6 separate regions of the Mus musculus genome follow, and regions 1, 2, 4, 5 and 6 are each linked to region 3. The links are chromatin loops, found by intact Hi-C in ENCODE. Cell type or tissue: left cerebral cortex. All regions are shown on one strand. Links, peaks and the distances in the headings refer to the core of each region. The heading gives the core; the rest is flanking DNA.

The links. Peaks named below come from ENCODE experiments on the same cell type or tissue, not always from the same donor. Only the 100,000 strongest peaks of a DNase experiment are listed, where the experiment ranks them.
Region 1: it touches region 3 in a loop (2.3-fold over the local background); 16 of 42 quality-filtered maps call a loop at or near these places.
Region 2: it touches region 3 in a loop (3-fold over the local background); 5 of 42 quality-filtered maps call a loop at or near these places.
Region 4: a loop joins it to region 3, with 2.5 times the contacts of the local background. A loop is called at or near these places in 8 of 42 quality-filtered maps.
Region 5: a loop joins it to region 3, with 4 times the contacts of the local background. A loop is called at or near these places in 9 of 42 quality-filtered maps.
Region 6: it touches region 3 in a loop (4-fold over the local background); 5 of 42 quality-filtered maps call a loop at or near these places.

The regions. Positions count from the first base shown.
Region 1 is chr3:9,074,451-9,079,703 of GRCm38, forward strand. No RefSeq gene overlaps it. Among named protein-coding and RNA genes, the nearest start is that of 4930539M17Rik, 15 kb to the left of the region's middle. In left cerebral cortex, for the core only: a CTCF peak has its summit at 2,443 (motif pointing right); a DNase peak (open chromatin) is centred at 2,452.
Region 2 is chr3:9,702,609-9,707,861 of GRCm38, forward strand. Pag1 (phosphoprotein associated with glycosphingolipid microdomains 1) reads right to left here. Exons shown (of 9, transcript NM_001195031.1): 4 at 3,475-3,681; 5 at 2,096-2,147. The coding sequence starts at 3,605. Among named protein-coding and RNA genes, the nearest start is that of Gm33169, 42 kb to the left of the region's middle. In left cerebral cortex, for the core only: a CTCF peak has its summit at 2,684; a DNase peak (open chromatin) is centred at 2,604.
Region 3 is chr3:9,246,537-9,251,789 of GRCm38, forward strand. It overlaps Zbtb10 (zinc finger and BTB domain containing 10), which reads left to right and starts at 4,031. Exons shown (of 6, transcript NM_177660.3): 1 at 4,031-5,253. The coding sequence starts at 4,594. In left cerebral cortex, for the core only: a CTCF peak has its summit at 3,254; DNase peaks (open chromatin) are centred at 3,395 and 4,212; H3K4me3 peaks cover 1,869 bases; H3K27ac peaks cover 1,329 bases.
Region 4 is chr3:9,344,393-9,349,645 of GRCm38, forward strand. No RefSeq gene overlaps it. Among named protein-coding and RNA genes, the nearest start is that of Gm41997, 3.2 kb to the left of the region's middle. RefSeq lists an enhancer at 2,363-3,902. In left cerebral cortex, for the core only: no CTCF peak of the experiment used is centred there; DNase peaks (open chromatin) are centred at 2,589, 2,690 and 3,135; H3K4me3 peaks cover 1,297 bases; H3K27ac peaks cover 495 bases.
Region 5 is chr3:9,463,472-9,468,724 of GRCm38, forward strand. The region is part of intron 4 of Zfp704 (zinc finger protein 704); the gene reads right to left. Among named protein-coding and RNA genes, the nearest start is that of C030034L19Rik, 63 kb to the left of the region's middle. In left cerebral cortex, for the core only: a CTCF peak has its summit at 3,049; a DNase peak (open chromatin) is centred at 3,040.
Region 6 is chr3:9,607,744-9,612,996 of GRCm38, forward strand. Zfp704 (zinc finger protein 704) reads right to left here and starts at 2,342. Exons shown (of 9, transcript NM_133218.2): 1 at 1,527-2,342. The coding sequence starts at 1,976. In left cerebral cortex, for the core only: a CTCF peak has its summit at 2,527 (motif pointing left); DNase peaks (open chromatin) are centred at 807, 1,048, 1,661 and 2,408; H3K4me3 peaks cover 1,821 bases; H3K27ac peaks cover 1,178 bases.

The sequences.
Region 1 (5,253 bases), core at 673-4,672, 170 kb before region 3:
TTTTTTTCTCTCTCTCAAGACAGGGTTTCTCTGTATAGCCGTGTCTGTCCTGGAACTCACTTCGTAGACCAGGCTGGCCTCGAACGCAGAAATCCGCCTGCCTCTGCCTCCCAAGTGCTGGGATTAAAGGAGTGCGCCACCACCACACCCAGCTGAAAACAACTCTTTTTTTTTTATTTTTTAATTAGGTATTTTCTTCATTTACATTTCCAATGTTATCCCAAAAGTCCCTCATTACTCCCCCCCACTCCCCTACCCACCCACTCCCACTTCTTGGCCCTGGCGTTCCCCTGTACTGAGGCATATAAAGTTTGCATGACCAATGGGCCTCTCTTTCCACTGATGGCCAACTAGGCCATCTTTTGATACATATGTAGCTAGAGACAAGAGCTCCGGGGTACTGGTTAGTTCATATTGTTGTTCCACCTATAGGGCTGCAGAACCCTTTAGCTCCTTGGGTACTTTCTCTAGCTCCTCCATTGGGGGCCGTGTGACCCATCCAATAGCTGACTGTGAGCATCCACTTCTGTGTTTGCTAGGCCCTGGCATAGTCTCACAAGAGACAGCTATATCAGTGTCCTGTCAGCAAAATCTTGCTAGTGTATGCAATGGTGTCAGTGTTTAGAGGTTGATTATGGGATGGATCCCTGGATATGACAGTCTCTAGATGGTCCATCCTTTTGTCTCAGCTCCAAACTTTGTCTCTGTAACTCCTTCCATGGGTGTTTTGTTCCCAATTCTAAGAAGGGGCAAAGTGTCCACACGTTGGTCTTCGTTCTTGAGTTTCATGTGTTTCATAAATTGTATCTTATATCTTGGGTATTCTAAGTTTCTGGGCTAATATCCACTTATCAGTGAGTACATATTATTTGAGTTCTTTTGTGATTGGGTTACCTCACTCAGGATGATGCCCTCCAGGTCCATCCATTTGCCTAGGAATTTCATAAATTCATTCTTTTTAATAGCTGAGTAGTACTCCATTGTGTAGATGTACCACATTTTCTGTATCCATTCCACTGTTGAGGGGCATCTGGGTTCTTTCCAGCTTCTGGCTATTATAAATAAGGCTGCTATGAACATAGTGGAGCATGTGTCTTTCTTACCAGTTGGAGAAAACAACTCTTAAAACATAAGAGGTTTTCCTTCTATAATGATTTCAAAATATTTAATTTTTAAAAATTAATCAGAATTATAATACTTATGCTATGGTATACTAATGGTAGTCTCCTTAAGTTAGAGTTACTTACTGTAATCAGTGTCTCCTTTCCCTTCCTCCCCTCAACCCCACAGGTCGGTGTCTTTCAAATGCATCCCTGTTTTTATTTTTCATATGTGTGTGTGTGTGTGTGTGTGTGTGTGTGTGTATGTAGAGATACTTACATGCTCGAGTGTGTCATTAATGTATCTATCGGTGGTGGGGACCAAGCTCCACAATTACGCATTTTTCAGTACTAGCCTTTGTCTGTTGAGGATTTGTTTTATTATTTTTAGTTATGTGTGTATATGTTTGTGTCTGTGTGAGCACTGCCCCTCTGGCCTCCTGGGCAGCGTCAGGTAGCGGCAAGAGATAGGCTTCGGATCAGAAAGGAAGAAAACCAAATCCTTACTAGTGGCTTCGGAATGCAGCTCGGTAGAAGAACACTTGCTTTGTGTGCGTGAAGCCCTGGGTTTCATAGTCAGGACCCACTCATTCACCCAGTTCCATCCCATCCGTAGCTGACTGGCCGGGCAGTGGTGGCGCACGCCTTTAATCCCAGCACTTGGGAGGCAGAGACAGGTGGATTTCTGAGTTCGAGGCCAGCCTGGTCTACAGAGTGAGTTCCAGGACAGCCAGGGCTACAGAGAAATTCTGTCTTGAAAAACCAAAACAAAAAAGAAAAACAAACCAGCTGACTGACCACTCACAGCTGCAGTTGACATCAACCGACTCCAGGCCCGACTCTTCTTGGAGTCTGCAGAGGGGAAGTGGACTCTCTTCCCAGGTCGTTGATAGCTTCAAATGATGTCCCGTTTCCCCCTGGGCTTTCTTCCTAGCATTTATCACTGTCTGAAATCCTTCAAATACTTGTTTACTTTCTGTAAGTGTTCCTCCTTCTCCTCCTCCTAGGAGCAGGAGCCTGGATGACTGCCTTTGGTCGGGTCATTTCTTCCATTGTCCAGGGGCACGCCTGCATGGAGAAATGGGTCAGTAAAGTCTTACCGGATGAATAAAGATGAAATGGATGCCTATGTGAGGCATGTGACATAGGCTCAGCAACAGAGGGTTTTATGGAAGTAAGTTGGACCAGGCTGTGCCATTCACCTGGGTCCTGTTGTAGCTAAGATCTTTCCTAGATTCTTCACTACTCTCCAAGAAGGCATCCTGAGGGACTACCACCAGAGGGTATGGATGAGAACTTAGCTTTGGGTCCAAGGCCCAGTTCTGGAGCAGTTCTGACAGTTGCTCAGTAGGGGGCACTCTCTGCCAGAACACCATCCGTATTCCAGGTAAGTCACTGGAGGCAGTGTGACCACGCTGGCTGCCTGACAGCCTGCCTTCCCCTTTCCATGCACAGCATCCATTTCTTACCTCTGTTAGCACTTTAACCAATGCTCTACTCCATTGAATTTGTGGAAGATGTCTTGACGCTTCTCCTAAAATAATCAGGTGAGGGAAGGAATGCTAGTTTATGTATTTTGAAGTCTAACTTTGATTGTCATTTGAAACTCCATTCACGCAATACTTCTCCAAGCTTTGACCATGGGTCACCATATTTCTTAGCAAAGGGAAGAAGATGGGTTGGGCACAGGGTGGGAGCCATGTTCTGAAACGTGGGTTCATTGGCAGAGCTTCTTCACATCTCAGCATCCTAAGTCGTCTTCTGTAAAATGGGGAGGCAAGAAAGCAACCCACACGTGCTTCAAGGACTAGATACATTCTAGCTTCTAGACTATGGCAACAGAGTTTATTAAATAAATACACACTATCTAATACATTGCTAGGTCCTGCTTGACTCTGTAAGAGACATGTTAGAATCTTTTTTTTAAAACTGTGTCAAAAAAAACCTTGTCTTTTTTAATTTTATTTTTAGATTTTACTTTATGTGTATGTGTGACTGTATACAACGGGTGTGTGGGTGCCAGAGGATGGAATCCCTGGAAGTAGAATTACAGGCTGCTGTCAGCATCCAGTGTGGATGCTGGGAACCAATTTCAGGTCTCCTGGAAGAATAGCAGTAAGCACCCTTACAGAGGGCTGTCTCGTGTGTGTGTGTGTGTGTGTGTGTGTGTGTGTGTGTGTAGACAGTGTCTCACTATGTAGTCCCTTGGTGGCCTAAAACATGCTAACCTCAGACTTGTGGTGATCATCCTGCCTCAGCTGCCTAGGTGCCTGTTATCATTATGCCCTCAAAATTCTTTTAATATAGCCAGCTGTGGTGGACCACACCTATTTCAGCAATGAAGAGGAAGAGGCTGGGAGGATTTCAAATGTCAGCTCACAAGAGACTAACTCAGAAAACAGAACAAATCTTTGATTAAAAAATTACAGTAAGGACAAAGGAGTGTAGTTCAGTGGTCAAATACCTGGGTTCCTTTCCTTTGCTTATCTGTCCATTTAACAAGGGAGTTGTTTGCTGGTCCAGCCCCTTGAGTTGGGCAGTGCTGTTCTCCACATTGTAAGTGAAGCAATCACAGGAGTATGTGTGCGTGTGTGCGTGTGTGTGCGCGCGCGCGCGCGCACACACACACACACACATACACAGGGGTGGGGGTGGGGAGAGAGAGAGAGAGAGAACACCAAAAGATCTGCTTGTATTTTTAGAAGAGTGGTATTAGCTGTATTTGTTTTTCTATTTTTAATTGTTATATTTTTATGATTGGGATTCAGCCCAAGCCAAAGGTGTGCATGGAAAGCCCGTGGGTGTTAGGGACTTGTGTAACCTCCAATAAACACCTAGCCGCACTGTGGTACTGCTCCTGGCCCCCAGGGGTCTGTTGAGTCCCATCCAGCCTGCCTTCCCTCAGGGGGATGAAGGAGGCTGCTCCTTTACAAACCATGCTCTGTATTGGTAAAAAACAAAAAACCAAAACCAAACCAACCAAACAAACAAAACCAAGAGACCCCAACAACTGCCCATTCTAGAGGTTCCTGGGCAGGTTTGGCTCTTCCTGGCCTGGTACTTGGCAGAATAAGAAGGGTCCTAAGGTACAAACTATATTACTTTCCTCAGCCATCTGACTTCTTGAAGAAGGGAGCTATGGCTTAGGCTCCGTGTGGACAGCTATGCCACCTGGACGGAGGATGACATGGGGACCGTTTACCTTGCCGGCCCACATGCCTGGGAGTGTGCAAGTTTAAAGGTGCTGCTTTATGGAACACTGTATGGAGCACAAGTCAAAGCCTCTGGGGTCTAACCGTCCAGGCTGTCTGAGCAGGGCAGGGTAATAAGTGAAGACGGAGATGCCTGGTGGGACAGTGTTAAGCACACACCTTTATGAAACTGGCTTTTTGTTATCACCCCCATGGAGCAGCACCTGGCTCTTGGAGGAAAGAGACCATCTTTGTTGAGGACATGTTCCTGGCAGATGCCCCCTCTGCCCTAGCCCCCACCCCACACTGTCCCCTCATTCTCGGCCTTCTTTCCTCCCTCCCCACCCTCCCCTGACTCCCTGCTCTCTGATCGAAAACCTTCAAGATAACATACCACAGACCCACAGAGATGAAAAGGAGTGATAGGGCTGAGCCATAAACCTGATGCATCAGGTTGACCCCTGAGCGGAATCTCTGGAGTGTCATTGAGTGGAGGACCAGAGGGGGTCATGCATGGCCTTTATCAGGGCGTGGCATATAACAGATAACTAAGAATCACATAGGGACAAAATGAGTTGAGGTCTTTTGTTAGGAGGGTGGGGTGGGGTGACGTCCTTCCTACTCCCTACCTGCCTCCACCCCAGCTGAGATCTTATCAGGGGAGGGGGTACAGAGACGCCATAGAAATGGAATTTTCCAGAGAGTCTTTCCATTCCTTTACGAAGCAGACCAAGTTGCTTTTTAGTTTACATAATACAGATAATCCCATCAGAAGAAATTCTGCCCCCCAGCTGTCCCCCAGAGGAGAAACAGAGCAGAACCTACTGAAATGTCTAGGTCTTGGTTCAAGTGTGATGAGTCTGCTTTGGAGACCTCTCTGCCCGTGGGGTCACAGTGGCAGGCTGACAGGGTCATGGCTTTTCTACAAGCTTCGGCAGTTCCCTGCCCGTCTGCCCCTCTAT
Region 2 (5,253 bases), core at 753-4,752, 460 kb after region 3:
GCACAGACACTTGGGAGAACTGATTTTGTTCCTCTGGGCTGATGGTGCTGTGTGGACTGCCTGGAACAACATGGCAGGCAGAGTCCTCACAGGGCAGAAGACAGCAGCTGCTTCTGGATGTGTTCTGTCTAACATGTCGGACCCTACCCTCTTCATGTTAATGGCTTCTGCTGCCCAAGACACAGCCCAGGTCTCAGGATATCACAGGGAAATTCTGATGCAACCTGTACAGGAGTCTTGGGTCGCTGGCTTCACAATCTTACTGACTCTGATGGGAAATCAAATAATAACAGATAATAAGTAGCCCTTGAAGTGCAGCAGTGCGCCAGTGTCCGGGAAGTCTGCTCTTTGGGCCAATACTGCTCGCATCTGCTGCTATAAAGTGACTTGAAGTGTTTGTGCTTTGCCAGGACCCTGAGATGCTCATATTGGAGAAACAGTGTCCTTAGGGGACAGAGAGGGGGACCAAGGGAAGGCTTCCTGCATAGCACGCCACTGCCAAGCTTCTATAATCTCTGTCTGAACTGCTCTTTCCCATCTTAGCCCCCATGAGAAACAAGTCAGCAAACTGGGAGTGGTCTAGGGAAGTCAGGAGCTCAGTGGGCAGCTGTGTGCAGGCCTCACTGGCACTGTCAGCAGGCATCCTGTGGATACAGTCTGTCCTGGAGGTGTGTGGAGGAGATCCTATGTGGGGAAGAGAATGAAGAGGCGGCACTCTCCCTGCCCGCAAAGGCTGCTGTCCTCAGGCAGAATAACGGGGATGAAAGATCGAGAATGACCGGCGTTCATGTGGATGCCCATATCAGAGTGACCGGCAAAGCTTGGTCCCACCCCTGAACACTGGCTTCATACAGTACTCAGGTTGAGCTGCCAGGTCTCGCCATTCCTGAGAGCACTAGGAGGAAGTGAGGCTCGAGTTGAGTTCAGCCACAACCTCCTGTCCACCTGACTGAGGAAGGTGGGCTCTGAAGAAAGACAGGGCCTATCTGTCCACCCCCCATTCCTCCCCTACCCTGTGCAAGCACTGGGGAGCATAGAGACACTGGGAACAAGGAGTGAGACAAGATAAGAGGTGAAAATAGCAGGAGAACATCAGTCAGGGCAGGAGAGATGCTGAGGTCCGGGGTGGCTGTGATGGGTGGTCTCAGACAAAGGAAGAGAGCCCTGGCTGGGGTCCAGGAGGAGCTTCCTGTCTGCTTGGGCTACAGGCACACTGGGAAGTGGGGGTTCAGGCAGCCTGGTACCTCACGCATGTGCTCTGAACATGCTTGCTGGGTGCAAACAGCCCAGGCCCCCCAGAGTTTAAATGCATATGTGCTTCCTGGCTGGGAGCAGGAAGCGCCCTCTCTCCTAGACCTGCCCTGGGGCCCAGCGGGAGCTCAACCCAGCCCTGCAGACACAGCTGCTGAGGCTGCTGCCACTTAAGGGCACAACAAAAGGTCACCACCCAGGTGGACAGCTCTCTCCTTGAGACTGCTGGGTCTCTCAGGATCCCATCAAATGCTGACGATCCGATAACGCACCAAGGCCAAGCTATGCTGTGGGCTCCAGGCCCCGATGAATGGCTGCAGCGCCACCCAAATGCATGCCAAAATCTCAGTCCCTAGTGCCACAGCCTAACCTCATCTGAAAGCAGGGCTATTTCAGATGGCACTAGTTAGGACTGAAGTCAGAGAGGTACAGTTGCTATCTTGGCTTCAAGACATACATTCAGAGAGGGAAGGTGACAGCAAGGACTAGGTGGGTGTGCACTAAGGAGCTGAGTTTGGGAACAGATCTAGCTCTGGAAGGGGCTCGTGTGACAACACTGAATGCTGGACTCTGCTCTCCAGAGCAGAGAGACAAGAAATCTTAGATGAATTGTCTAGTTGTTCCTTGTGACAGCCCTCCCAGACCAGGAGGGGCATGAAGACATCTCTGCAGAAGCTACCCTGAACACTGGTCAAGCCAGGCTCCCAGCCGTACATACAGTATACAGAAAGCCACAGCTAATATCCATTTACGTCCCCATGCCAGCTTCAGTTGTGTCGAAAGCCAGTAGCGCCATGCCTGGAGAGGTGTACTCGGACAGACAGACAGCCACACCGAGGCTTACCACATTCATCAGGTTCTCATGGTCCCCGCTATGCTGCCGTGGCTTCTTCTCTCTGAAAGGGAGAAGAAAATACCATTCTGATGTCAAATGTGTCCCTTAAAGTGAAGTGGACACCATACTTCCCTAGCCTAACATTTATCAGCTCCGCCTCTCTGGTTTTATTAACCAGGTTAATAAAACTAGATCAGAAAAAGTCCTGACCTACAGCAAAGGCTGAGCCCGCTTCTGGCACACCCCTTCCCAGAGGGTCAAGTTCACTACGGGAGACAGCGGGCTGCAAGCAGGATCTGTCTGTGCCTGGAACACTCAGATGACAGACACTGCCTTTATTCTTTAGCAAATCCTAACAATGACCTCATCTTCTCCCTTAAGAGTCTGTGAAGTCACGTGCCGTAAGGGATGAGAGAAAATATGGGAGATACTACTTTGGCACATCAGGGAGGTGACATTCTCTCAGGATGAGTCATAGGTACTTCCAGTCTACGGAAAAGTCTGCCTAGTAAAAACAGAATGTGTTTTACACAGAACAGGCTAAAGAAAGCCATTGGTTGTAAAGACCACATTTCTATCTGTGGCGAGAAGAGGGTGACACCTAGCGGGAGAGTGAGTCATTACAGTAGCAGATTCTTGAAGTTTTGGGGAGCCAAGTCTAGTGTCTCTAGGCTTGTCCTGTCCTTCAAGACCTGAGTCCTTGCTTGGCAGGGACTAGGAGAGGCTGCAGAGGCCAGAGGGCATGGGTTTCTCTTTTTGACAGATTTTAGAATGGGATCCAAATCGAGAGAGTTGAGTATGGAGCTGGCTAAGCTGGTTCCCACTGGCTCCCAGCTAGACCAGAAGGCTGCACCCTGCATCATCTCTGACAGTTCTGGGCATCCGTCTTGGTTACAAAGAACTTCACTTCTCCCTGAGCCAAGGGAGACAAGTATAATGCTGAAAAAAAGAGAAAAAAGGCTTCCATTTTCAGTGAGCCTCTCTTGTAGGAAATACAAGCCTATGTCTTCCTAAAGGGCAGTTTATCACACACAGTTTTACTAATATGTGAGCTCTCCAGGCCACGCAATAGTGAGCACCCTCAGTGACTTCCCACTGTGGCAACAGGATGTAGTACCTCACACTTAGATTTCAGTATGCCCATGGCCAAAGACAGCACACAAAGACTGTGCTCAAAGAATTGCAGAATTCATTCCAGACATTTAGATAGGAAGGGCTCTTTGCTTTGCCCTCCAGGAAGATCAATAAGCATTTTCAATTGACGAATGAAGAATGCCCTTTGTGACCAACCCATGAATGTGGGCCAGGGAGGCTCTTAATAAAGAGGCTCCGTGGGACACAGGGAAAACAGCAGGTTTAGGCTCTAGAACATGCATGTTTGTTCTAACCTGTCGCAAGTGGAACACAGGAGGACGAGGAAGGTGATGAGGAAGAACATGGCCACGGCAGCCAGACTTCCCCACAGGACCATCTGCATCTGCATCTGCCCACTGCTCAGTACGCTTCCTGCAGGGCCCATGGTGGGAGCTGGGGTGACCAGCAGGTGGGGTCAGTTCTTCATAGGAGATCACATGGGTCTAGAAGGCTTCATCCTCCTGCAGAGAGAACGACACTACACGTTCAGAATCCCTTCCCGGGAAAGGCTGAGCAGTCCCGATATCAAGATCCCAAACCAGAAAGAACCCTGACCTGATTGCTGAGTGCTGCTGTGGTGCTGTCAGAAGCTTGAAATGCATGTGTGCTGAAACCATGTAAAATTACGGTTGTGTACGAGGAGACTCCGACAGCCACAGGAATGCCACGCTCACACCTGTGTCTTCTCTCCAGGTTAGCTACCTCTATTTCAGAATCTGAAAGGTCTCTAGCAGCACTTCACATAAGAAACACAGAGCCTCCCTGTCAGGAGCAAGGCCTCACAGCCGCCAGGGCGATGTTCACAGAAGGTAGGCGTGCCTGGAACCTGGCTGGCTCTCTTCAAGTCTGTGCTGTGATGTTTGATTTCCTCACATGGGATTTGACTGGGGATGCACCAGTGTGTAGCAGAGCATCCAAAGCAGTGGGTAGTTTATCATCTTAGTATGAGGAGTCAATAAAGACTTCCAGCACCCCAAAGCAAGCAAAATATGCTTGTTTGCGTTAATACGCCTTAGCCAAGGCAGTATGAAATGTTTGCTACACATGTGTATGTGCGTACGTAATTCCTAACTTTCAATTTTAAATTCATTTTTATTTATATAGGCGTTTGTGTGTGCGCGCGCATACATATGTATGTGCCCCATGGGACAACTGTGGAGGCTGTCAGGCGTGGTGGTGAGCATCTTTACATCTCAGCCATCTCACTGGTTTCCTAGACACATATTTTGCAAAATAGCAATTTCCTTCCCGTGCCTCTGTTTATCCCCGTAGCTCCTCAAGCCCTTTTCCTTAGAGCTAGAGATTAACCAGTGTCTATCTGTCTGTCTGTCTACACGCCCACAGACTGCTGCCCACTTAGAGTGTGGCTTCACTTTCAAGGAGGAGCTTTCACTGAGCTGATATTGGGTACCCAGCAAATTCACCTTCAGAGGAAAGGCTTGTGCTGAGGACACGACCTTAGCAGAGGGCAAGACCAATGTGTAAGGAACCACAGAGCAGGCATAAGACCCGCACTTAGTTCCCAGCCGCCACTGACTGCTCTCGCAGTTACTGCTCCCCGCTCCAGGGGAAGCACTGACCACCTCCACTTGGACCCGGTCTCCACGCAGCCATGTTCTCCTCCACGTGGACCATCCCTCTGTTCCCGCCATCATGCTGCTGACAGTGCTCAGGCTAGTGCTCCTTATTTGTTATTTTGTAATTTGTAAACACTGTCAAATATTTCCATATTAGAGACATACGGAGAATAGAGGAGCATACCAGGCTAACATTAGCTGTGGTAAGAGAGGCCTTATTTAAACTACACCCATTTGGTTAGCTCCAGAACATTCTAATTAAGAGGAACAGCCTGAAGTTTATGCTCAAGCAAGCAGAAAAGGAAGAAAACATGACTTCTGTGTTAGGCTAATGAATCATAACTAAATTTTTCTTGCAGAAAGACCACGAATTTTTACATTTTCACTTGGTTCAGTGATATTACTGTAGTAACGTGGCCGTCTGAGAGTGCGCACGTGCTGGCACCTGTAGGGCAT
Region 3 (5,253 bases), core at 867-4,866:
CCAATACTATTTGGCTATTAATTAGTTCAATGGTCATAGAATTTAATTTACATAAATCTAGTATTGCTATTTATTTTTTTCTTTTCAGGCTGGAGCTCCTGAATGCCAGGCTGGCCTCACACTTAATATAGCTAAGGATGAAGTCTGGTTCTCTTCCTCTCCTTTCCAAGTGATGGAGTCACAGGTCCATGCTAGCATGCCTGGTTTCTACAGTCCTGGGGATCTAACCAAGGAACGCTTTTATTTTTTTATGCTCCAGACTTTACTCTCCCTCCCCTCTAAGCCCACCCTGCATCCACCCTCTGACTGTTTCACATCCCACACCTCCTCTTCACCCCTGACTCCACAAGGATGTCCCCACCTCCCACCCAACCAGATCTCTAAACTCCCTGGAGCCTCCAGTCTCTTGAGGGTTAAGTGCATCTTCTCTGACTGAACCCAGACCTGGCAGTCCTCTGCTATATGTGTTGGGGCCTCAGATCAGCTGGTGTATGCTGCCAGGTTGGTGGTCCAGCATTTGAGAGATCTCAGGGTCCATGTTAATGTATCATTCACTCTTTGAGACAGTTTCTCTCTGTATAGCCCTGGCTGTCCTGAAACTCACTCTGTAGACCAGGTTGGCCTCGAACTCAGAAATCCGCCTGCCTCTGCCTCCCAAGTGCTAGGATTAAAGATGTGTGCCACCACACGGCTCCATCATTCATTCTTTAAAAGTTACTTTTATGTGTGTGTTGGGGGCGGGTTGTCTGTGGAGAACAGAAGAGGCAACTGGATCCCCTGGAGATGGGCTTCCTGGGAGTCCTGAGCCGCACAGTGGCTCCCCATCCTGAGTGTCACTCAATTAGCTCATGTTTAAAGATAATTTCAGAAAGAAGCCATGTGGAAATTATTTAAATATTTGTCCATTAATTCATTTTTTGAGACAAGATCTTGTGTGGCTTAGGCTGGTCTAAAGCCTATAGCAGAGGCTAGTTTGAAATGATCCTCCTGCCTCAGCTTCCTCATTTCAGGGATTACAGTAATGTGCTACCATACCTAACAACAGTGTAGACCTATAAAACATAAGGAAGGATGTGCGTGTGAGGAAAGGCATTTACTCATTGTGAATGCCAAGTAGAACTTGAACTGTTTTGGTTGACTCGATTGCTATAAAAATACATAGGAAGCAGATTCTAGCCTAACTTAATATAGTTCCTATTCTACATTAATTAGGGATTCAAGCTTGAGATGAGGTAAGTTTATTAGTTTTTGAATAAAGCAGATGATATGAATAAATACAGATGACATTTCTCAATCTTAATCTTATAATTGATTGATGTCAGTAACCACTTTTTTTTTTTTAAGGGAAAGAGGCTGGGGTGGTTAAAATATAATGTATTTATTTGCAAAATGCTTAGAGTCTTAAAAAAAAAAAACACATTGAAAACCAAGCATGTCATTGTCACACTTTTCCATACTACAGCAGCCACAGCAGGCAGGTTTTCCTTCTTCCTCCAAGGTGTATGGCACAGAACTGTCTGAAAAATCACCAACCAGAACTCACCAACTCACTCTGAGGGCCTTTATCCAAGTACAGGGCCTACGGCACCTGATGGCAGGTGGCAGTACGGGTAGATGATAGGAAGACACCCCAAGTCAAAGCTTTTGGTGGCATGGAAGTCCCCTCAGTCAGCTCACCGAAATTATGTTGTCATAGGTGACAAGTTTACACAAGTAAACTCAAACTCACTTTAGAATTCATCAATTTTATTTCATATACAAAACTTCATTACACCAGGTACCAAAATTAAGGCGAATTAAGTCAAAGTGGCTTTGAAAAATCTAAATCGACACAGCTCAACACTCGTCTTGGGCTTAGTTCAATCAGAAGTGTTAAGGAAACTGGGCATGGGGCTCTCACCTTTAATCCTAGCCTGGACTAAGGCAGGATTGCTGTGAATTACAGGTAGCCTCATCTATACAGTGCTTTCTAGGACAACCAGGGACATAGAGTGAGACCTGTATAAACAAATCAAAAGTTCCATTGAGGTAAGTTGGGCATGGTGACAGACCCAGGCTGGAGAGTTCAAGGCCAGCAGGCTACATAATAATGCTGTCTCAAAAAAAAGTGTTAGCAAATATTAATTTATAACACTGAGAAAATGTGCTTTAAAAACTTGTGTGCATGGGCATTGTTCCTGCAGGTATGTCTGTCTGTGCACCATGTGTGCCTGGTACCTGAGCAAATCCCCTGTTGCTGCTATTACAGGCTCTGAGCCTCCATACACTTACACAGGCAGTCGCCATACACAGGCTCTGGGAACTTAACTCTTGAGTCCTCAGACACAACAGCCATCAATCTGAATTTTAAAACTTGAAAGATGAGAGACCACCATTTATCAACTGCTCTCTTCACTCCACTCCCACCCCAAAAGGGAAACTCCAGGTGGGTGGATGTCTGTGGGTTCAAAGCCACTCTTGCCTAGTGAGTTCCAGGACAGCTAGGGCTACATAGTCTTAAAAAAAAAAAAAGAAAGAAAGAAAGAAAGAAAGAAAGAAAGAAAGAAAGAAAGAAAGAAAGAAAGAAAGAAAGAAAATTAGCCGGGTGTGGTGGCACACGCCTTTAATCCCAGCACTTGGGAGGCAGAGGCAGGTGGATTTCTGAGTTCGAGGCCAGCCTGGTCTACAGAGTGAGTTCCAAGACAGCCAGGGCTACACAGAGAAACCCTGACTCGAAAAACAAAAACAAAACAAAACAAAACAAAAAATTAAGAAAGGCAGGGGGAAAAAAAACAGGAAAGAAAGCCTGAAATAGGCTCAAACATACGAATTTTTAAATTAAGCTTGTGCAACATGGTGGTTCACACCTGTAATACCAGAACTCGAGATACTGAGGCAGGATCTTTGTGTGTATCCCTGGCTGACCTAAAATGTAGACTAGGCTGGCCTTGACCCTGTTTCAAAAATCGCTCCCAATAAATAACAGATAAATCGACCTCACTTTGTGAATTAATGAGTGTAAACGTGCTAATGTTTTCCAAATAGAGCATAGTTAATGGGGAGGGTGAGTTTAAGGGTTCTTAATTGGCAAGGCCTCTTTCTGAAAAACAAAAACAAAAAAGTAAACTAATATAACTTAGGGAGGTTCATTTCCAGCTTAGACCGATGTAATCACTCTAAATTCCATACGCGATGCCAAGAGCTTTTCTCAAAATCCTAAAAATTAATTCTCATCTACACACCCTGTCTTCGGAGCTGCACTCCCTTCGCGGCCGCACGCGGCGCCCGCAGCAGCTGACTCCTCCCCGTTCATGGGGAAAACCCTGCCTAATATTTATAACGCTATGACATACTGTAATACTCACAAGGTGGTTGTAGAAGTATAAACACGACTGGAGATATCTGATTGGCTGCTGGTGATGTAACACCCATGTCAATACTTCCCACTGAACGCACGTGTTCGACCTTTTATTTAAATTTCCATTTCATCACAGCAATAAGACACTCGGGGCGGTGCATTTTCTGCGAAACGATCGTCGCCCGGGGCCAGAGGTGCTGCCCGGCGTACACAAGGAGCCCAAGGAGGTGTCCTCGCGAGGGAGGCACCGCCTGGTCCAGTCTTTTGTGCAGGAACAAAATAAGTTCACTTCCTCGGGCACGGCCACCCACCCCTCCCCCGGCAGATGACAGGGCCGGGCGCGCTCCCACCGCACTTACTCCTGGAGTCCCAGGTGAAGTCGTGGCGAGAGCCGGGGACCGTGCGCACGGGCGCGCCGCGGCGAGCCGGCCCCTGACACCCGCCAGCTGTTTGTCCTGGCCGAGCCGGCCCCGCCCCGAGACCCCAGCCCGTGCCCCGCCCGCTTCCTTCCCGTGGCCGCACCCCCGCCCGCGGGCCCGAGCGGCCGGCCCCTTTCCCGGTCCCCGGGCGCCCCCGGCCCAGCCCAGCCCGGCCCAGCCCGCCCCCTCCCCCGGCCGGCCCCCACCCTCTCCCCCTCCAGCGGTTACTGCTACCCCGGTGCATTGTGGGCGCACGGTCCGTTGTTCATTTGCCATTCGACCTCCGCCAGGGCCTGGTCGGACGGAAACGCTCCGCCGGCTTTATTGTCGGCTCGCTATGTGGCGGAGCCTGGCGGCTTAGCGCGCCTCTCGCGTCCGCGCCTCGGCAGCCGGCGGCGGCGACACGACTCCCCCCGAGGACGGAGATCTGTTGGCGGGCCGGTGTGTGCGCGCAGCGCTGAAGCGGGGCAGCGGAGGGGCAACCGCACTCCTCCTCAACTTCGAAGGCCGCACGCGCCCGGCTCGCCGCTCCGCTGCCCGCCCACCGCTCCGCGCGGGACGCTGCCCGGAGCGCGGCGGGGCGCGGGTGGAGAGGACGCGGCTGGGACGGCGGCGGCAGTAGACGCGTGCGGCGGCCCGGGAGCGAGCGCGAGCCGGCGGGAGGGTGAGGCCGGGCCGGCGGGAGCGCAGCGCAGAGCGGCGCAGCGCAGCGCCGGGGGCGGGGGCGGGGGCGAAGCGTTGGGGGAGCCGCGGCGAGCGCGCGGGACGCGGCCGGAGCCCGGGCGCGAGCCGAGGCACCGGGCGGCGGCGGCGGCGGCGGTGACCGCGGCGCGCGCCATGTCGTTCAGTGAGATGAACCGCAGGACGCTGGCGTTCCGAGGAGGCGGGTTGGTCACCGGCGGCGGCGGCCCCACGAACAATAACGCTGGCGGGGAGGCCTCTTCTTGGCCTCCGCAGCCGCAACCGCGACTGCCCGCGCCGCCCGCGCCGCAGCAGCCGAATGGGCGCGGGGCCGACGAGGAAATGGAATTGGAGGGCCTGGAGCCCCAGGACTCGGAGGCCGCCGCCGGCGCGGCCGCCGCCGAGGACGTCAAGGAGTTGCTGCTGCTCCCTCAGGACACGGGCGGCCCCTCCTTGCTGGGCGGCGGCGCGGGGGGCCCCCTGCTAGCGGAAAGGAACCGTCGGACTCTGGCCTTCCGCGGGGGAGGCGGCGGGGGTCTCGGCAACAATGGCAGCAGCCGCGGCCGCCCGGAGACCTCGGCGTGGCCCCTCAGGCATTTCAATGGGCGAGGGCCGGCGGCCGTGGATCCGGAGCTGGACGCGCTGGAGGGGAAGGAGTGGATGCAGGACGGGGCGTCCCTGAGCTACAGCACCGAGGAGGAGGGGGCGAGCCCGGGCGATGGCAGTGGGGCGGAAGGCGGCAGCTGCAGCAGCAGCAGGCGGTCGGGCGGCGATGGTGGGGACGAAGCGGAGGGCAGCGGTGTGGGAGCTGGCGAA
Region 4 (5,253 bases), core at 538-4,537, 98 kb after region 3:
TGTAATGTGTGTATGCATGTGTAATGTGTATTTGTGATGTGTGTGATGTGTATGTGCATGTGTGATGTGCACACATGTGATGTGTGTGTGATATGTGTGTGCTTTCCCAAATTACAACAATATTTCACTTATTTTTTGTGTATCCTTTGCCCACATGGCTGTAGGTAGTCTCATCACATGCATGCCTGCTACGCTAAGGTTAGAAGAAGGGAATGGAGTCTCTGTAACTGGAGTTATAGACAGCTAGGAGCTGCCATATGGGTCTTGAGAATTGAACTGAATGCAGGTCTCCTGCAAGAGCAGCAAGTGTTCTTAACCACGGAGTCACTTCTGCATCCTCCTCTCCCTGAAATGTTAAAAGTTGATTTATGACTGAACTCAGACTGTATGTTTTACATTCCATTTAGCCACAAGGTCAAGAAGCAATCAGAACATATATATTTTAATTATTGACTCAACTTCAAGTAGCCATGGGAGGCCACATAAATAATTGATACTTAGTCAGTTCAGGCAAGTGGGTCACTACTTGCTGTTTTTCTGATGTCTGGGCTATTGTATAATGATTTATGCTATGATATTGGTAGGATAAGCAGGATAACTCAAAAATGTTGTTTATTGCTTAATTGTGTAAAACAAATGTAGGGAATGTTCTCTTGTCTTTGTTTTGTGTTTCTGAACGAGGATCTCCCTGAATTCTCAAGGTGGTCTTGGATTCACTATGTAGCCTAAGCTAGCCTCCGACATCAGAGGCCCCGCCACAGCCACCAAGCGTTGGCAACACAGGCCACCTCTAGCTCTGTCTCTGTCATTTTGCTCTGTCCAGCCAGGGAAGGTGGAGAGGAAGGCTTGAGAATAAGAGTATAGTGACGAACATGGAAGGCTGAGGAGGCCCAGATGAAACCCAATACTTTGTACTTAACTTTAACTCAGTGAAAAGAAAGAGGAAAGTTATTTTTCAGTTTATATCTTTCTTTTGAAGTTAATTATTACTACTGTGTGTGTGCCTGGTGTATGTGAATGGGCAGGGAGAGGGTCAGAAAACAAGTTTGGAGAAGGTGGTCTCTCCCACAGCAGGTGCCTTTACCCACGGAGTCACCTCCGCAGCTCACTGGATGTCAGTGTCTTTCTAATCCAATCTAGCAACTGGGCAGAATGGAGAAACCCGATTACCTTGTAGGTATGTCCATTGGGGCTTCATGTGGTGTCCCTCTAAATGCAAAGAAAGCCCCATTTCTTTCTTTCTTCACAGTGGTAGTCAAGGAGCCCAGCAGGGCTGGCCAGTGACAGAAAGGTCTCTGTCAGGTCTGTCCTGCCTCTGCCATTTGGTGCTGCGTGGATCTGTGAACCTGGACAGGCTTTCTTTGAACCCTCTGTAAACTTCAATTTTCTCATTTACAAAATGGGATAATATCAATTTCTGCCTTCTAAATGTAAAGGATTGTAAACTGATGCCCACAAATTACTTAAGATGGCTTTTGTCAGAAAATGTCACACATCCACTCTTTGGGACTCAGCCTGCGAGTCCCACATGCAGTTTAGAGTTCTGTAAATAGAATTGTAAGTTCGTTTACGTGTTTCATCTTTTCTTTTCGGTCAAAAACAATGTTGAAACTAGATGGGCTACCACAAACCCACACAGGAGCTTGCCTGCGGCTTGGGGTAGGTGACTAACTTGGCAGGAGAAACTAAAGCTCTTTGGGGTAATACCTGAAAACCAGAGTTGTGTTTCTGCATTTTCAGAACAAACAGCAAAGCGAAAGTCTTGGCTGCATCCACAGAACCTGTTCTTTAGGGCACGGATTTGATTGGTGGTTTGCTTTTTTGTTTTGGTTTGGTTTTTTTTCCAACCACGTTCTCTGCTTGAAAGCAAATCCTATTTATGGCTAGCGCTGTTTTTTCAATTAGGTTTATTTTCATTTTCCCATAGGCCATGTTAGCTGAGAACGTCCAGAAGTTTATTTGTTTTTCCTTTATGTCTTATGATGGTTTTAAAATAAAACACACAGCACTTATCTGTGAGATTTCTTTTGAAATACCGGTGTGTCCGAAATTAGTTTGTTTGCTCCCTCCCCCTCCCACCACACACAATCACACATACAGTACCACCGTGCATGTAAGCGCAAAAATGCTGTCAGAGTGTAATCGTGGTCCGTTTTCGTAGAAAACTTAAAGCAGGGTCAGTCCCGTCTCGCTAATTTAGGACTGTGTGTGTAAACTAGCGCTTAGCAGGTCAGACTTAAAAACGATGACACCTCTAGGACTGGCTTTTTCTAAAAAATTTACGCTGAAAATTAGAAAACCGTTTTTCTGACTCCAAGGTTAACATTAGTAATATGTTCTCTATACCAGGTCCCATGTTTGGGGGGAATGGGGTAGGAGATAAACTCATAAACAAAAGCCCACATCGCTTAATAGTTTTGTAATGGAAAAATATTCTCTGGTGAAATAAATATTTCGGGGAAACGACCTGGGCCCTCCGGATGGGGAGCGCCCACCCTCTCCGCTCTGCCTGCTGTGGGCGGTAACCGGGTGTCCTCATCCTAGGGAGATTGCTCTGCATGAGTCTGGGGATCCCTGGGTCTGGAAGCGCGTGTGCAGCTGCACAGAGACTCTGTCCCCGGGGGAGGTGGTGGTGGAAGGAACCTGGGCTTGCCCCCTGGCGCCTTGAGCCCACTAGGGTCCCTGGCGTCACCGCGCCGTTGCCTGCTCCTCCCCTCTCCGCGGACAGCAGCTGCGGCCAGGGATCCAGTGCAGAACCGCCCTGACTGCGCCCTGTTCCTCTCTCCAGCCACCCTCCCTCCCAGCTCCTATGCGGACTCCGCTCCCCTCTTCCCACCCCACCCCACGCCCCGTCTCCACGTTCCCCACCTCTCCCCCGCTGATCTACCTCTCTCTCCCCTTCACTCCTTCCCAACTCTCTGACTGCTCCTTCATCTTTTGTTTTTCCTCTACTCCCCTTCCTTCTTTCCCAGTGCCGGTCCCTTATTTACTTCACCCTATCTTTCTTCATTGCTAACTCCCACCGGTCACCGAACCCCTTCCCCCTCTCTCTCCTGCAGCAAACTATCCTTTCTAGTCCCCTCTCCCTGCTTCGTGCCCCCTCTCCTGTTTCCCTCCGGCCTTCTCCCCTCCAGCTCTGGTTTTGTGGCTCTCCCACGCTGTTGCTATGGAGTCGCCCAAGGCTGCTGGCCTGGCGCTAGCTGCCCTGAGGCCCCAGGAACAGAGCAGTGACTCTAGCCAACTCTGAGGCGCCGCACCCTTTCGGGGGTCCAGGAACAAAGCGTGCCCCGCCCTGCCCAACTGTGTGAGGCTTCCATGAGACCTTCAGGCGCCCCAGGCCCTGGGGCTTAAGACCACCTATAATCTGATCGCCTCCAGCCTCTGCGGGCGGGCGGGACCCTGGGACCAAGGTGACAGCTGCACTCTCCAGTGCAACCTACCTTCCTGGTCCCTTGAAGACCACTCTCTCACGCCCACCCTTGGAGGTGTCACTGGGGCCGGCCAGATGGCCCTATTTTATAGGACTGACCCCTTTTGTTGGGGGTCTTAAGAGCACCCAGGCCAATTTACATAGGAAAATGGGGTTTGTGTCCCCAATTCAGTGTAGTGCCCTGACAGCCGGTGGCCTTGTCTTTGTGTAAGGACCCCACAGCCTGTTGTTTAAAGTGGCTTATGTGTGCAGATGTGTGAATGTGAATAGAAATCACCAGGAAGCAGTAGCTCCCGTCTTGCTCCCAGGTCCTGTAGGAAACCTATCAGGCTGGGTACTGATAAACCCCTGATACCTCTGATGCTCTTCCACATCCCATAGCTGATTGTTTAGGTCTGATTCCTAAATCTTTGGAAGAAATCTTAGGAAGATTCCCGAAGTCTTTGCCATTTGCATTTAGGTCCTTGCTTGGGAAAATTGTAAGGCTGTACCTAAGAGGAAGACAACTTGGACTTTAAAAACGTTCTTGACGAAAGATCTAATCTAATTGCTTGTCTTGATGCACTCTGACTCAGCTGTTTGAGGATATGTGCTGGAGCAGGCTGAAAGCTATCATTTGTTTGGTTTGGAATCACTAGCTTAAACATGTGTACTTAAGTGGTGGAGTAAGAGGACACAGAGAAATTTCTTATTTTATCAGCAAGGAATTTGAGTCACAAGAGTTAAGACAATTTTCCCAAGATCACACAGCTCTGCAGGGTATAATCCCAGTGGTCTGAGCCCATGAAAGTCGACAGAAAAAAGGGTCTGGGCTGTGTGAACTCTACTGACATCCAAGCCCCAGGAAGCTAAGGGAAGATGGCCTTATGTTCAAGATCAACCTGAGCTACACTGACTTTGTCTCAAAAACAGACAAAACCCCAAACCCAAAACAGACAAAAGAAGATGACGGGGAGAAAAACTTATAAAAGTCTGGGACCCCTTGAAGCACTTCCATCAGCTGCCTCCAGTTCCCACCAGGTCCCCGAGGCCACCAGCTCGTTATGTCTTAGGAGAATTCAAAGGACTTCTCTCTTCAGCCTTTGCAGCTTCAGGTGGCTTTCTCCATCTGTGTTGGAAGCAGTCCCACCACTACAATTGTCAAGAATCCTGTTCTAGGACCCATTTCTATCAAAATGATTATTTTGTGACAAAATAGCTGAGAGCCCCTTCTGTACCCCTGTGGGGTAGAAAGTGGTGCTAAGGACTGGCTTGGAAAGGTTCTGGACAGCTTAGCTGCTCTGTACCGTGCATCAGGGACTATGGTAAAAGGATTCTGCTGGCTAACCTTCCAGTTCGGTTCTATTGCTGCCTGAAGCCCTGAATGAGTTTATGGTGCTTTAGTTAAGAATGCCTCTGCGAAGGTCTTTAGCTCACTGTACCTCAGTATGTTAAGAGGCAGGTTGAGGGGCTGGAGGCATAGCTCAGTAGTTAGGAATGGTCACCGCTCTTAGAGATAGATATTGCTTTACTTCTACAGGTGATGGGTAGTTCACAGCCTGTAACACCAGTTCTAGGGGTTCCCTGTCTGGCCCCATGGGTACCCACATACACAGAGACAAACACATAATCTTTCATTTAAAAAGGATTATATTTTTAAAATTATGTATACGTGTGTATGTTTGTGCACATGAATGCGCACTATCTTTGGGGGCCAGAGGAGGGTGTTGGGGCCCCCAGAGCTGGAGTTCTATGGGTCATTAGTTATGTTATGTGGGTGATGGGAACCAAAGTTAGATCCTCTGCAAGAACTGTTAAGAATTCTTAACGAGGGGCTGGAGAAA
Region 5 (5,253 bases), core at 732-4,731, 220 kb after region 3:
GTGTGTGTGTGTGTGTGTGTGTGTTTATACTGCAGTGGATACAGTCACCTCATGTGTGTGTGTGTTTATACTGCAGTGGATACAATCACCTCATGTGTGTGTGTATGTGTTTATACTGCAGTGGATACAATCACCTCGTGTGTGTGTGTGTGTGTGTGTGTGTGTGTGTGTGTGTGTGTGTGTGTGTGTGTGTTTATACTGCAGTGGAGGGGAGATACTTGATGTCCAAATTGCTGAACTGTGGATCAGGTTCCTGTGCAAAGTCAAGTGCCCCTCACCATGTATCCCTTTCAGCCTGTCTTGGTGTCTCTGGTAAGCAGGTTCACTAAGATCCTTATCAAGGGACAAAAGCTAAAGAAATAGCTACTGTATGGAGCTCCAGCTTTATAAATGTGATCTTACGCTTATGGGGTTCTCTTGCCCCTTTATTTGTAAAACAAACAGATTAAATGAGATTAGTACTAGTGATGTAAACACAAAGTGAATGAATTCAAATATGCCAAGCACAGATTAGGTAAAGCCACCCATGTGTACAGCTTGGTCCCGAGCAGTGCTGAGTAAATTCAAAGGGTGTGGCTCAGCTGGTAATGCTTGCTAGCAGGTACCAAGGGGCCGTGGGCTCCATCTCCAGCATTGTATAAACACATAGGCACACTTGGGAGGTAGACAAAGTCAGTCAAGGCCATCCTCGGCTCCACAGTGAGCTCGAGGCTAGCTTGGTCTTGAAGTAAGGCTGTCTTAAAAACGACGAACAATCAAGACGTCCCTGTGCACAGCATACACACAATGCAGTCTCCTGTGGCTGAATCCCCACCACACGCTGACATTCTGACAGTGGCCCGTTGCTCTGTGCATTGGTAGCTTTTCTCTTTTTTGGTAGTGTGGTATTCTACTATGAATACACCAGTCTCCTTTTTCACATGCCCGCTGGCAGACATCTGCGTTGCTTCCGGTTGGGGTGATAATAAATAAAGCGGCAATGAACCTTTGTCTAGGAGTCTTTTTGTGGACACGCATTTTCTTTTCTCTTAGGTAAATACAGATGCAACAGTAGAGTTCCTGGGTCGTATGCTTAGCACATATTTAACTTGTAGGAAATTGCCAAACTAGTTTTCAAAGTAGTTATACCACATTTTGCATTTCTACTGGCAATGCGAGTGAGCATTCATTCCTGTTGCCAGAACTTAGGACCTTGTACGAACCCTGCATCCTTCCACTTCCCCTCAGCCAGTCCCACCATGGCCGGCACTGCAGTGATAGGAATTTACTATAGAGGTAAACGTGTGGCCTGAGGGTTCCTGAGTTAATAAGAATCCCTAGTCAATTATTTTCTTAATCCATGGATTCTAGAAGTGCATTTTGTCCTGTTGACTCCTAGGTGAGATTGGATGGTTAGGACGACTGTAGATGCTGTCTGAGTTCCTCGGTGCTCCAGCACCCTCAACCTAGGGACCACATGGCTGGCCCACCCTGGACTCTGGGAGCCCAGGGCTCTGATCTGTGCTCTTCCTCTCCTGGTTAACTGCTTGCTGCTCTTCCTGATGATGTGTCATTCCAGAGAAACACACACGGATGAAAAGATGGAAGAGCCATGAATGCTGCTAATGCTTGCTGTGCTGTGCTGTGCCTTGGATGCTGGGCAGGTGGGGGGCTAGGGAACCCTAGGTATGGAAACAAGAGAACACTTGCCTCCATCCTGATACGTATTGATCCGTCAGTGCCGAGTGGCTCAGGGTGGTGAGCCTCTCCATCACCCAGTGTACCTTTGGGGTTGGTGTGCTCACGCACTATCCTCATTGGGACCGCTTCTGCACAGCACTCCCTTGGGAGACCTTCCTGCTCCTGAGAAGCAGATTCGGAATGAACGCTGTAGAGTTCACGATGCAGGTGGGCACCACTGTTGCAGGATATGTAACCACACTGTGGACCCCGAGATTGTGTTATTTATTGGAAAAACTTATTTCCAGTTGTGGTGTAGCTCAGCCCTAACACACACTTTTAATCCAGGAACTTTTTGCTTGAATACTGTAAACAAGATTTAAGTAAAATCAACCATAGGTCAAGAGGCATTTGACAGGGAGCGAATATGTGATTATTAACAAAAAGACATAGTAAGAGGGAGTCAGGAGGACCTGATAGGCAGATGCACAGGAAGTAGAAGGGAGGGACATTCGGTTTTGGGAGGTCCACTAAGGAGGAAGGTCAGTTGGTGCTTTCTCTGCCTGTCTGAGCTAGCAGGCTTTAACTCCAGCATCTGCAGCATCTGGCTCCCAAGTTTTCATTGGTAAAATTGAACAATTGGGATTTTGTTTAAAACAACACATCATACTTATGAGTTTTGTAGATCTGTGTGTTTTGGGGGATAAGTATAAGCCCAAAGATAAAAAATGCAGAGTGCAGCAAATGCTTAACTCGTGGTTGAAGACCACACAGCTACCGAAACTCCTGTGTTAGCTTACAGCTTCCTGTTTTGATTCAAGCTCCCCTCCAACCAACCCCCAGTAAAACTGTCCATGGTCACCACACCTACGAACCAAGGGAAAGTGATGAAAACCAGGTTTATAAGCGCCTCTGGGGTACTGTTGCTGGTCCAGTAGACAGACTCCTGAGTCAGGTTTCCTGTGTATTCCCAATTTCTGCCAGAGCTACCCAAACTCACAACATTGCAGCGAGTTTTCTCACATTAACCCCAAAAGTGCACTGGGTGACTGAGGGGTTCACAGTCACCGTGAGCCATTCAGCACTGATCTATCAATACAGGATCAGGCCCATGGCATCTTGTCTCTATGCCTAGGGTTCCTAAGCTCCCAACCCACTCAGCATCCAAGGGCGAAAGCACACACAGCACAGCACACACAGCACAGCAGTGACACACCCCAACTTCAGAATACACAGAACATCACACCTAGATATGACAGAACCAGGAATCTGACTTTCCAGAAGGTCTTGTGGAATTGGTAGTTAACTTTTACCCTTCTACAGAATTGGTTTTCTCTGGAGAGTACCATAGTGCCCATACTTTGGGTCATTGCATCACCTCGTGGTCATGACAGGAACTGCATCTTCTCAGAGTCCCAGTCACATTCCATAGTAGTTCGGAAACAATCTATTTGAAACCAGAGGAAACTCCTTTCATGGGTATTTTGTTCCCTATTCTAAGGAGGAATGAAGTATCCACCTATTGGTCTTCCCTCTTCTTGATTTTCTTGTGTTTTGCAAATTGTATCTTGGGTGTTCTATGTTTCTGGGCTAATATCCACTTATCAGTGAGTGCATATCTAATGACTTCCTTTGTGATTGGGTTACCTCACTAAAGTTTGGAGCTAAGACAAAAGGATGGACTATCCAGAGACTACCCCATCCGGGGATCTATCCCATAATCAGCCACCAAACCCCACACACTATTGCATATGCCAGAAAGATTTTGAGGAAGGGACCCTGATATAGCTGTCTCGTATGCCAGTACCTGGCAAATATAGAAGTGGATGCTCACAGTCATCTATAATATGGAACACAGGGCCCCCAATGGAGAAGCTAGAGAAAGCACCCAAGGAGCTGAAGGGGTCTGCAACCCTATAGGTGGAACAACAATATGAACTAACCAGTAACCCCCGGAGCTCTTGACTCTAGCTGCATATGTATCAGAAAATGGCCTAGTCGGCCATCACTGGAAAGAGAGGCCCCTTGGTCTTGCAAACTTTATATGCCCCAGTACAGGGGAACGACAGGGCCAAGAAGTGGGAGTGGGTGGGTAGGGGAGCAGGGCAGGGGTAGGGGTAGGGAACTTTCGGAATAGCATTTGAAATGTATATAAAGAAAATATCTAATAAAGAAAAAGAAAGAAAGAAACCAGAGGAAAAAAGTCTGCTAGATTCTGCCCTCCCAAAGCTGGCCAAGTGACGTGCAGAGCCAGGACAGCTTGGTGCCTCTCTCACATTTCACCGCTGTGGCTGAGGAAGGAGTAGTGTCCCTCTTGTGCCTCAGCTCCCACCGGCCCATAGACTAGGCTGCCATTCTCCTCTGTGGATTCTTTTACTCATCTTGCTCACAAGCAGCCTCTATTATTTATGCTCAGCTCACTGTTTTTCTGTCACAATATAAACAACCTTGGGCAAGCCGTACAAATTTAATCACTTGCTTCTGCAAAGTGGGAATCAGGCTCTACCGAAAACTGTGGGTCCAATGAAATGAAAAGCTGCATGTATACACATCTGATAAACTGTGACAAAACGTGTAAATGCAGTGCTCATCAGATAATACGTGTCTGTGCATAGCACTTCACACTTTGAACTTCCTTATTCGAGTGTTAGCAGGTCAGACAGAGCGGAGGGTGTCCGCAATCATGACCCATACCTACGTGCAGTGAACACTTCTCTCGCTGTGTTTACAGTCTAGGGAATGGATGTCTGTTAAAAGAGTGCATGCTCTCGTACGTGGAATCACATTTAATAACTTCACAACTGTCCCTCAAGGTGTGAGGGTGCATTACCAGGTTTACAAAAAGGTGCCATCTCGAGGGTCAAGCTGGCTTTCTTAGGGTCCCAGAGCAGTGGCTGAGGGGATGGACTGGGGATCATTTGACATGGTCTAGGTGCTTCCAAACGTTCTGAGTGACAGGCCACAGTACAGGACCCACTCACGTGTCAGCACACTGTTGAGATAAAAACCCCAACAGAGGGCAGTGCTGACCCCACACCTTCAGCGGATCCTCACTCCCGCTCACCTCTCATTACAGTGACTCACAGCCTCCCAGTCAATCTGGAAGTAGAAGGTTCTCAAACAACCTCCACTAGATAACAACCTCCCCTGCAAATGACTGTTGATTTCAAATGGACAGTAAGGATCTAAAAGAACAGGTAAGAAATTAGGAAGCTCCATCAACAAAAACAGACTGTCTGCCCAGACAAATTAGTTATTTCTTAGGTTTATATCTTTTCCCTTGGTAGTCAGTTCTCATCCCTCACGATTGCCGACCTAATGCACGAAGGTCACTAAAGTGCATCCTCCGACGCAGACATGCCACGGAACATTCCTGTTTCTCTTCTCCTGGGTGGTGTGGCTACCCTGGTTGTCAGTGTGTACAGCTGGAGTTCCCACTTCTTATGGCAAATTCTGAGATTTCTTTGATGTCCGAGAGGTACATTTCTTGAAGCTCCCTGGGTGAATGTGCAAATGCTGCTGTATATTTTTATACTCTTTGGTGGGAGCCATTCAGCCCAGATAGGAAGGGTCTGAGAGACTGAGACAGAAGTT
Region 6 (5,253 bases), core at 590-4,589, 360 kb after region 3:
AACTTGTATAATCACCCCAGACACATTTTGAGTGTGTATGAACAACACTGCTCAGGGGGCACTCTGTCTTATTCAGTGTCACTGATGCTATGGAACTTAATTCAAATCCCGCTATATCCTGTTGCCACACAAAGCGGGCTTTTCAGCAGGCAGCAGTAATGAGTGTGGGCACAGTCCAGATTCCAACAAGCAGCTGTCAAAAACAATCACCTAAATGACCATTTGCTCAAGTCTCACACCGAGAGAGAGCCAGTCATACTTCAGGGTGGTCTAGGAAAGAAACATTCCCACATCTACTGCGGGGCAACGCTAACTGCTGTTTAACTTTTCTTGGTAAATATAATTACAAGCTTCCAGACACTTGAGAGCGGGCACGGAGATATTAAACAAAAACAACAACATCAACCACCTCTATCAAGTTCACTTGTTTACATATATTTTCTTCTGAACACTCCAAGAATTTCTGGTTATCCTGCTATCTTAAGAAACACTGCGCCTTTAATCCCAGCACTCAGGAGGCAGAGGCAGGCGGATTGCTGAGTTCGAGGCCAGCCTGGGCTACAAAGTGAGTTCCAGGACAGCCAGGGCTACACAGAGAAACCCTGTCTCGAAAAAACAGAAAACAGAAAAAAAAAAAAAAAAAAAAAACACTGGCGAAAAAGCAAACACTCTCCATTGCTTGCCACTCGCTGCCCTCAAAACTTCTTAGCAACATACACGGTGCATGAACCTCAACGCAGTTTGTTTTGTCCAATAGCGTGCTTAGAAGCTCAGCCAGACAGTTGTGTAATAATAAACCCTTTATCTTCTGAAGATACAAAAAAACGGAAAGATCGCTCGTTGCGGTAGCGCGGATGAGGACCTGGTGAAATTTTTCAGCTGAAAGTCACATTCATTTTAAATGCTACCCCTCTCTCTCCCCACAACACAAACACCTTCCCCGCCTTCCTCTTTTGTAATCTTAAGGGGGCGGAGGGTAAGTGCTTAGGATGTCCAGTTTAAGGAGGGCGAGGAGAAACACGGGGATGGGGGAGGGGCAAAAAGCTCGCGGAAACCAAGGTCTAGGTTGTTGCTGCACAGGCTCCCAACTCCTTCACAAGTGCCTGTGATGGAACCGACCAACAACTGTTCTCAGGTGAAAGGAGGTGTTGCAGGTTGCTGGCTAGTTTCCAGAAGCTTGAACAAGAGAAGGAAGACTCCTGCCTCCCCAGAGCAGAATAAAATATCAATGCCAGGCCGATCGGGGCTCCGACCTCGTCCAGCTCCCAAGTTCCCCACCCTGCCCAGAGAAGCGCTCCTTCCTTGCCTACCGGCACGCGGGACCACGCATCCGCCCGGCCTCTGAGCACCGACAGGCCGCCGGGCGCCGCTGAGCCGCTGAGCCGCTGAGCCGCAGTTCCGCGCGCTGCCCACCGCCGCCTGACACACCCCTCCCGGCCCGCGCCGCTGCGCTCGGCCTCCCCGGCGCCCCGGCGCCCCGCCGAGCCCGCTGCGCCCCCCACCGATCCCCGGCACCTCGCACGCACCTTCACCGCGCCTCGGGCGGGGCCCTTGGGAAGCGCACGGCCGGGTCCGAGGGGCACGAAGCGCTCCTCAGCGTCCTCGTCGTCCTCGTCGCCGTCCACCACCTCGACAACCACCTCTTCGTCCTCTTCCTCGTCGTCGTCCTCCTCCTCCGCGACCCCTCGGGGCTTCTCCGTTACCCGCCCGCGCGTCCTGCGCCTTCGGCCCGCGCCCTCCTCGTCCTCGTCCTCCTCGCCCAGCAGCAGCAGGACCGGCGACGAGGCGGCGGCAGCGCGCGAGGGGCCGGTCCCGCGCGGCGGCGGCAGCGGCGGCCTCCAGCTTCCCGGTGCGGCGGCCGGGCTGGGGCCGGGGGGCGGGAGCCCCAGAGCGGCGGCCTCGGGGGCGGGAGCGGGCGCAGCGCCCCCGCGGCGGCTGCCCAGGCTGGGGCGCTTGGCCAGGCGCCTGGCCTGCATGCCTGCGCCGGGCTTGCGGGCCGGAGCGCCGGGCTCCTCGCGGGCTGCGGCTGGGCCCGGAGACGCGCGGCTGCGGGGCTTGCGGGGCCGCCTCCCGGGCTGGCCGCCGCTGCTGGCTGGCAGACGCGCGGACGCCGCCTTCGCTGGCCGGGCCCGCGGGGACGCCGGCGGCTACGGCGGGGCGGCGCGCCGGCCGCGGGCGGGGGTGGGTGTGAGCGAGCGCGCTGCTCCCGCTGCCGCTACCTCCGCCTGCGCCTCCCGGGAGCCGCGGGCTGCGCTGCGCTCCATGCGGCCGGCGGCCGGGCCGGCGCGCGCCTCTCCGGGCCCTGCGCCCGCGCGCTCAGGGCCTACCGCGGTGTCCTGGGCGCGAGCTGTTTGTGTCGTGTCTTCACCGCCTCCCCCTCTTCCCCAGTCCTCGCTGCCTTCCTGGTCTCCGTTCAGACAAAACCCGGACTGGATTTTTTTCCCCAGACCCGCGCTCTCTGAAAATCTGCCGGCTTCCCAGCAGTTGGCTGGGACACTGAGGCCACCCTTGCCCCTGGGCCCATGTCTCCCTCTGGTGGGAAAAGCGTAGGTTTAGACGGCAGGAAGGTGTTTGCTTAAGAGATTTGCTCAAGAGTGGTTCTCAGATGGCGACCACTGGTGCTCAAGTGGAGTTCGACCAGGTGTGCCAACCCCAGGTTTGGGGTCAGTTCCCAGCCTGAGTCCTCAGTCATGGAGATTCCTGCAACATTTCCCTGGCCCTCTCTACCAGGTTCCTTTGAGCACCAGGTTGTAGGCCTTGCCTCATGTTCTCAGCTCTGTGCAGGTTTGGCCCTCCTATGTGTTTCTTCCAGTTTCCACCTGAGGTCCTTACCTGGTGATATGATATGGGCCGAATTCCAAAAGTGTTCTTTCTGCTCTTGGTTTGGTCTACTGGCACTGTCCCAGTCTAGAGAAAGCAACACACCAAGTGGTCAAGATTGTTATTTCAGCTTTTTATATATGTAAGCTAGCAGAAGGCCAGTTTGCCATGTTATGAATGACTGCTGCTTTCGGAGGGAGTAAACCAGACATTCTGCATCCAGATCATGCCCCTAAATTCTATAGGTTTTGGCTAGGGCTAGGAGGGCCTTATTCATCAACAATTGAGTAAAAGGGTGTCCACATGGCCCATTGTTCTTGGAGATTGAACATCACGTGGCTTGCTAGACATGTGATGGGGCTCATTAAATGTTTATTTGGGGTACCTTCCAACCGCTAAAGAGGGATGAGGACAAGGATTCTAAAATGAACTTTGTCCTCCCAGAAACTGATCACCCGTCCAGAAAATGCCTGTTTTAAGTAATCACATCCAAAAATAGTGGTGTGTTTTAAAGCCACCTTGTTCTCACTTCCTGTGAGGCACTGGCCCACAGGTCCTGTCCGTCCTTTCTGAAATGCCTTTCCGTCAGCCCTTCCTTTCGAGTCCCAAAGCTCTGCTAACACCTCCCCACAGTGAAATTGGAAGTGCGTACAGTCTGAAGAGGAGGTGTGCACACATGCAGGTGTGCACACATGCACTCCCTGCCCCACTTCAGATACCACCCCAGAATTTATCTCCCTCAAAGTGCATTCAAAACACACCGTTTCTAGTGAACTTTTCATCTGTAAATATCCTGTTCAGGAAATTAGAATGAGCAAACCTTGTTAACTGGAGCATTGTAATTTATGGGTGTGTCTTGGATGTAGCTAGACCCTCCCAGAAGCAAGTGAATTGTTTCCGTGAGCCTAGAAAGAGTAGCCCCAGGCAAGGAGCGAAGCTGCTCTCCTCCAGATTGAAGATAGTGGCTTGGTTGATCTCATGAGATGATTTGGAGAGAGGCAGCTAAGTATATGGGTCTCTGGCAGAGGTGGGCAGGTGGCTCAAGGACCTGTACGAGGGGTGCAGAAGAGATCTTATCGACTGTTTCAACTAACAGCACAGCTGTCATGGTCATCAGAACAGCTGTGATCCTTGCATGCCATCGGGCTGATTGGCTGTCCTTAGGAGGAGTGGGCACAAAGCCTCTCCATGAGACTCAGCCTGTCCCCCAGCCACTTGTATGGAATTTTGCCCGAGTGGCACTTGTCTCTGTCCCAGCAGAGATGCTGGATTACAGAGTGTGGAAGGTTAACTGAAGGGGAGACACCCCCCCCCCCAATCTCTGCAGCTGTGGGTAAATCATTCATGCTGGGTAAGACTTTCTGGTGGCACAACTGCTTTGGGCTCACCCATGTTCTTGTAAGTCCTCCTTCATGTTTCGAAGTAAGCCCAATAAAGTCACTGCTCCCTAAGGGGTTTAGTGGGACTGTGTTCATCATCTATGTCATGACAAAACTTCTCCTGGGGAGAGAAAACACACCTATCAACTTACCCCAGATAGGGAAGCCATGACACACTAAAGTTTGGATGCCATCAAAGTCCATCTTGGTGAACTTGGTGAATGAGTGTTACTGGATCACTTACAGGAATATGGGCAAGGGCTTCTTCCAGAAGCAGGAAAGGCTGAGTTTGCAGCCCTGAGAAGGTATGGACGGGTAATAGCTTCTAAGGGAGGAAAAGGCAGTTGTCTGTAATGGTGTGACTCCAGGTCAGCCACACTCTAATTAATGGATAGCCCCATACCCAGGAGTAAGTTTATGAACAGCAAAAGCTAAAGTTGATGGGTTATTAAATTTAGACAGGTCACAAAGTTGGGGTGGGGAGATCTGGAAGGAGACCAAGGGAAGAGTTGGGGGTGAATATTATCAAAATAGCTTGCATGAAAGTTTCAAAGAACTCTTATTTTGTAGACTAATGAGTTAATATATACAGTCATCTTTAGAGTCTTATATGTAATCAGTTTAATAGAAAGCCACATCCTGCTTTTTTGTGCATTCCATGGGTTCCTGGGATGGAACTTGGAAGCTCAGGCTTGCTCAGCTAGCACCTTTACCTAATAGCCTGACTCCCTCGTCCACACCTACCCTTCCCCTCAGGGCTACAGGGATCAAACTCAGCCTCCTGCTCCTCTCCTCCAAGCCCCAGGAGAAGGAAGGCTTAGGTTGGCGTGCACGGTGAGCTGCTGAGCCCTTGTTGGAGAGAGACGTAGAGAACAATCGGGAAAGACAAGTGAACATGGCTAAAAGGTGTCCTGAGTGCTAGAGAAGGCAGAAAGGAGTAGAGTGGCAGTGCTTTAACATACAGAGATGCTGGTCCCAGCTTGCTGGTCCATGAAGGCTACAGTAGATCAGAGCATCACAAGTTCAAGGCCAGCCTGCTGGACTTCAAAATTCT